Regions from separate parts of the Homo sapiens genome. Here region 1 is linked to region 2. The links are chromatin loops, found by intact Hi-C in ENCODE. Cell type or tissue: mammary epithelial cell. All regions are shown on one strand. Each heading gives the region's core, and the rest is flanking DNA. Links, peaks and the distances in the headings are about the cores only. Region 1 overlaps AKAP13 (A-kinase anchoring protein 13). Region 2 overlaps AKAP13 (A-kinase anchoring protein 13).

Region 1 (2,918 bases), core at 304-2,803, 90 kb after region 2:
ATTAGATCAGGTAAAGGAGGCCCTTCATCTGAGGAAGGGGCCCAGGTTTCTACTTAGAAAAGAAAGGCATTGTATTTCATGCTTTACTCTCTCGCTCTAATCATCAGTGTGACAGATAAAGGGAGCAGCATGGCCGAGTAGTGAGACAGGTAGGAAGAGTGAGCCTTGAACATGTGTTCATGAATTCTCAGGGGCTTGGTATACTTGTAGCAAAGTGTTTGAGGAGAGGCTCTGTGAGGGAGATGATGCTGGAGGGGTCAGTGAGGGCTAGGTTTGTTGGGGGCTTTGTGTGCTGTGTGTTGAAGGGACATGCTCAGGCATAGGGCTTTATCAGGAGAGTAGCTTGATCAGATTGTATTTTGGAGACTCTGTGCTTCCCAGTGTGTGGAGGCCAGCTTAGAAGCCTGGAGTCCCAACTTAATTGATGACTTTGGAGAAAAACAAGAGAACTGAGGATAATAAATAACCAAGAAAGCTAGGTGAATAACTGTAAGATATAGGTGAGAGCAGAAGTCAGATCTTCAGATTTTAATGACAGAATGTCACCTTTTCAATCAGCAACAAAGTAGCCGAGTATAATCTTCAACCATCTGCTCTCTGGGAGAGGAGAGAGGAGAGGGGAAGGAGCGAGGAATGAGGAGCCAGAGAGATTGATTTTAGCTAATCACTTCTAACTCTTTCATTAAATTTTTATGGAGAATTAATACAGGCTGGGCGCAGTGGCTCGTGCTGGTAATCCCAGCACTTTGGGAGGCTGAAGTGGGAGGATAGCTTAAGCCCAGGAGTTCAGGACCAGCCTATGCGATGTGGTGAGACCCTGTCTTTACAAAAAAAAAAAAAAAAAAAAAAAAAAAAAAAAGAAAAAATTAGCCAGGCATGGTGGCGTGCATTTATAGTCCCAGCTATTTGGGAGGCTGAGACAGGAGGGTTGCTCAAGCCTGGAAGATCGAAGCTGCAGTGAGCCATGGTCGCACCACTGTACTCCAGCCTGGGTGACAGGGCCCAACACCCTGTCTCCAAAAAAAAAAAAAAAAAAAAATCCTTACATGTCTGCATTTTAGCCAAATATATGGTTTTGTTAGCAAAAGAGAGAATGTCTCTTTAAGTATTGACCTAATTAATAATTCTACCACTTCCAGAGAGTTGTGAAACATTTTTCAGAGGTAGAGACACTCTCGCTTGCTCTTTCTCGCTCTCTCTCTCTTGCTCTCTCGCTCTTGCTCTCCCTCGCACCCTCTCCCCCTCTCCCCCTCTCTCCCATCTCTCTCTCTCTCCCTCTCTTTTGCTCTCACTCTCTGTGTGTGTGTGCGCACATGTGTTTGAAAGCCAGCACCATCTGAACAATTTAGCTTTGCTGGACAAAAATAGACTTGAGAGGGAGAATTGTACATTGAAACAAGAAGAACTTACACTCTTACAATTTTTCAACACTCTCTTCCTTTTAAGGAATACTTCTCATTAAAGGGACCATACATTAAATTATATCCAAACTTGAGTAGTTTTAATTTCTTTTCTGTCTGAAATCCCTGTTAGAACAATCTCTAAAACTACTCCATAGACACAGAACTTGAGTAGATTTATTGAGCGCCATCTGCTGGCTTTGTTTTAATGGACCAAATAGGTGGTGCCTGGACATCTTTAAGAATTATCCTGTATCTTAGTGTTGCAAAATTATGAAGCTGGAAGACAGTATGAATTTGGGCTATGACTGGTAGTAGTATTTAAAATAATAGTTTTGTGTTGGCATTGAGAAAGGGGTATGGTTTTGGCAGGAGAATACACACAACCTGATTAAAAAAGAAGACAGGTTATAGGGATTTCATTGGCCAGTATCTTTATTGGGCAAAAGATTAGCCTAGTTTAAATAAAAAGTAACCTTAAATGCCAAATAAAATTCTTTAATATTTTCTAACAGTGAAGTCAACCTAAGTCTTTATCTGGAATGACTTTATGTAAAAGTCGATAAATTTCTTGGTGGATTTCTATTCGTGTTGCATGAGATACTTTGAGGTGTCTTTTAAAGAAAGATTTATAAAAATGGCTTTGTTGGCTAGTTTCAAGAATGCGTTTTATTTTGAGGGATGTGGATACTATCTTAGTATTTTCCTGCTGAGACAGATATAGGAAAAGCCCCTAGGTTAAATAAATAAGGGTGAAGCTGTTAGGTGCTCTTCTTGTCATTAGTCTTTTTGAATTTTAGTTATATTTTAAGTGACTTCTTAAGGGCAACTGAGCTAAAAATTTGGCATACCCAGACCATTAGACTCTAGATCTTTTAATTAATTTCTCATCCAGTCATCTTAAGTATTTAAGATGAATTGTAGAAAGATTGTCAGGCCGGGCGTGGTGGCTCATGCCTATAATCCCAGGACTTTGGGAGACCGAGGAGGTGGGCGGATCACTTGAGGTCAGGAGTTCAAGACCAGTCTGGCCAACATGGTGAAACTCCGTCTCTACTAATACAGAAAAATTAGCCGGGCACCTGTAATCCCAGCCACTGGGAAGACTGAGGCAGGAGAATTGCTTGAACCCATGAAGTGGAGGTTGCAGTGAGCTGAGATTGTGCCACTGCACTCCAGCCTGGGCAACAGAGCGGGACTCCATCTCAAAAACAACAAAAAAAGAAAGATTGTTTACAGAAAGAGAGACCAGAAAGGAATTCGTGCATTCATTTGGCCAACATTTATTGAGCACCTAGAACAACGAGACATACCTTTAGGCAATGATGTAGCATTGAATAAAACAAATATGGTCCCACCTCTCAGGAAGCTTACGTAACAGTTGGGAGGAAAGGGGAACTCAGATAAATACATAAATACATGCTTTTAGAATTTTATATATACATATAGGTATAATATATAATGTATTAAATAGACATACATGAATAAATACGTGTCAGAAAGTAAATGATGCTATGG
Region 2 (2,918 bases), core at 310-2,809:
GACCGTAACTGGAAGACTGTGGGCTTAGTTTCTTATGGTTACTAGTAGTTAGTATGTGAATCTAGCTCAAGGTTGGAGAGATTTTTCAGGATGGCTGTAGTTCAGTTGTCGTTGCTTATGCTAGTTCTTTCATTTCATTCAGGGGTATAGAAACTTTAGATTGTCTGAAAATGTTATTTTCAGGAGTTTTCCCATTGGGAGACAAGGAAGTGGGGATGGAGTTGAAGTCAGGTGAAGGTGAAGAGAATAGCACCATTGCCCTGACCCCTGGCTTTTGGGTTATTGTGCTGCAAGCATCAGGTGACTGAAAAAGCAAACATGAAAGTAGAGATTCAGAGAGGGGAAGTGACTCAACCCAGGCACCCTGCACAGGAACATGTGTCATCACGGTTTCAGCTCCGGACGGTGAGATCGCAGTGTGTTCTCAGGCCCTTGTTAGGATTCTTAGCACAATAGTTGTTTCTGCTTGGTGGGTTTGTTGATTGAGAGCGCCTCAGAAGCATTTATATTCACAGTATCCCACGTGCCCTACTAACTCAACTTTATATTACATAGACAGCTACTTTAAAATTGTCTTGGTACATGTATTTTGAAATTTATATGAACAGCTTTATTTACATTATCCATTATACTCCTCTATTAAAGAATATATGTATATTTTAATTATACTTTTTTATACTCATTCAACTTTCATTGTTTTCTCCAACCTTTTTTACCACCTCAGTGGAAATGGAAATGAGAGTACCTGTTATAGCCTGAAAAGCAGAGGAAAAAAGGTGTAACTCTTTTTAAGGTTTTTCGTCATGTTTAACTTATGTGTTATTCCCAGATTTTTCTCCGATGTTCATACTGTCTCTTGAAACCAGTCTTCCTTTTTTTCAGCACTATTGTGGCCTGTGTATAATTGGTACTTGTCTTTCAGATTTGTATTCTGTAAACAGGCTTTGACGGGGCAAATTTAAACTGTTGTAAAGATTGCCTATTCATTTCTAATACATGTTTTGTGGTAGAATTGAATTGCTGATTGTGTGAAGGGTTTTTGAAAATGAGGGACAAACAAAATGAGAACTTATGAATAGTAGCACAGTAAAAAAAAATCCAAGAGGAATAAGACCACCGTGCTTTCTTTTTTCACTTCTGAACTAGTCAATAGCTTTGTATTCTGGTGATAATTAACAAGGTTTCTATACATACACAAAAATGAGGGGTAGTGAGATTTAGATGATGATATAGAGAATGAAGATGGGAAAAAATCCTCTTGGTATTAATACATATGGTATAGGTACAGAGTGTTCCTTTATGTGTATAATTTGAAAAGGGTGAGGGAGCTCCAAAATAAGATAAGGAAGTTGGTAGACTACATGTTTTGTTAATTCTTATGTTAGAGTGCCTTCTCCTGGTGTGGATGCATTTCTAAGATGAATAGTTAATTTGTTCTTGTTTCTTTTTCAAAGTCTCTTTGAGCAAATGACAAATTGAGATGTCCTAGCTTTAAGGAGAGACCATTGACATTTGCCTAATGCCTTCTCTTGTCTTAGGCTTTGCCTTGTATTAAAGAAGTATATGACTGGATGTGACTAAAATGGTCTGGGAGGAGGGTTAGTATTCTGTTTTCTAAAATGGATTCTGGGATTGTTATATGCAATTGGTGCTTTAGGATGGGAGAAAATCACCTAAGTGTAACTTCAGAATGTGAGAAAGTGTGACCTGTCAACTGTTTTGGTTGGGTTTTCTATGTTGGAGTGGTTTGTTTCTTAAATTTTGCTCTCAGGTTTGGGGTGGTAGTGAAGTTACTCTGAAAATTCATAATTTTTCTATAATTAGTAACAGCATCCCAGGAGTTTCAGAGGGAAATACCTTTAAAAAAAAATGAGATGTGACAGCACGCTGCCACGCCGACGCAGACCCCGCTCTGCACGCCAGCTCGCCCGCACCCCTCATGGCCACAGTTCAGCAGCTGGAAGGAAGATGGCGCCTGGTGGACAGCAGAGGCTTTGATGAATATGTGAAGGAGCTAGGAGTGGGAATAGCTTTGCGAAAAATGGACACAATAGCCAAGCCAGATTGTATCATCACTTGTGATGGCAAAAACCTCACCATAAAAACCGAGAGCACTTTGAAAACAACACAGTTTTCTTGTACCCTGGGAGAGAAGTTTGAAGAAACCACAGCTGATGGCAGAAAAACTCAGACTGTGTGCAACTTTACAGATGGTGCATTGGTTCAACATCAGGAGTGGGATGGGAAGGAAAACACAATAAGAAGAAAATTGAAAGATGGGAAATTAGTGGTGGACTGTGTCATGAACAGTGTCACCTGTACTCGGATCTATGAAAAAGTAGAATAAAAATTCCATCATCACTTTGGACAGGAGTTAACTAAGAGAATGACCAAGCTCAGTTCAATGAGCAAATCTCCATACCGTTTCTTTTTTTTTTTTTTTCATTACTGTGTTCAATTATCTTTATCCCAAACATTTTACATACAGCTATTTCAAAGTGTGTTGGATTAATTAGGATCATCCCTTTGGTTAATAAATAAATGTGTTTGTGCTAATAAAAAAAATGAGATGTGTATATTGATGATTATCTTTTAAAAAATAATGGGAGGTTTATGAGAGAGCTGGTGCACTTAAAGCCTGGTGGTTCAGTACGCATAACCCCTAGAGCTCAGTTTTCATGGATCAAGGCAGATTTGTAAATAGAAGAATAATGAGTCAGTATGGTAAATGTCAATGGGAAGATTCGAATGAAGTGAGATGGGAGCACAGAAGGATGGAGCAACTATATTTGCTTTGAGGAGTCAAGGAGGGAAGGACATTCTAAAATTTTGAGAGCATTAAAGAATAGGTTACTCTTTTATAATTGTAGAGTTTATTGTACTATGTATTTGCATAAATGGACACATAATATTTAGTT

The links. A loop is a pair of places that touch in the nucleus more often than their neighbours do. Peaks named below come from ENCODE experiments on the same cell type or tissue, not always from the same donor. Only the 100,000 strongest peaks of a DNase experiment are listed, where the experiment ranks them.
Region 1: a loop joins it to region 2, with 10 times the contacts of the local background. A loop is called at or near these places in 2 of 110 quality-filtered maps.

Annotation. Positions count from the first base shown.
Region 1 is chr15:85,503,677-85,506,594 of GRCh38, forward strand. All of the region lies in intron 2 of AKAP13 (A-kinase anchoring protein 13), which reads left to right. Among named protein-coding and RNA genes, the nearest start is that of AKAP13, 120 kb to the left of the region's middle. In mammary epithelial cell, for the core only: a CTCF peak has its summit at 1,597 (motif pointing left); no DNase peak of the experiment used is centred there.
Region 2 is chr15:85,413,288-85,416,205 of GRCh38, forward strand. All of the region lies in intron 1 of AKAP13 (A-kinase anchoring protein 13), which reads left to right. It also overlaps the pseudogene FABP5P9. Among named protein-coding and RNA genes, the nearest start is that of AKAP13, 34 kb to the left of the region's middle. RefSeq lists enhancers at 1-1,009, 1-356, 231-525, 1,865-2,364. In mammary epithelial cell, for the core only: CTCF peaks have their summits at 1,379 (motif pointing left) and 1,964; a DNase peak (open chromatin) is centred at 374; H3K27ac peaks cover 1,883 bases.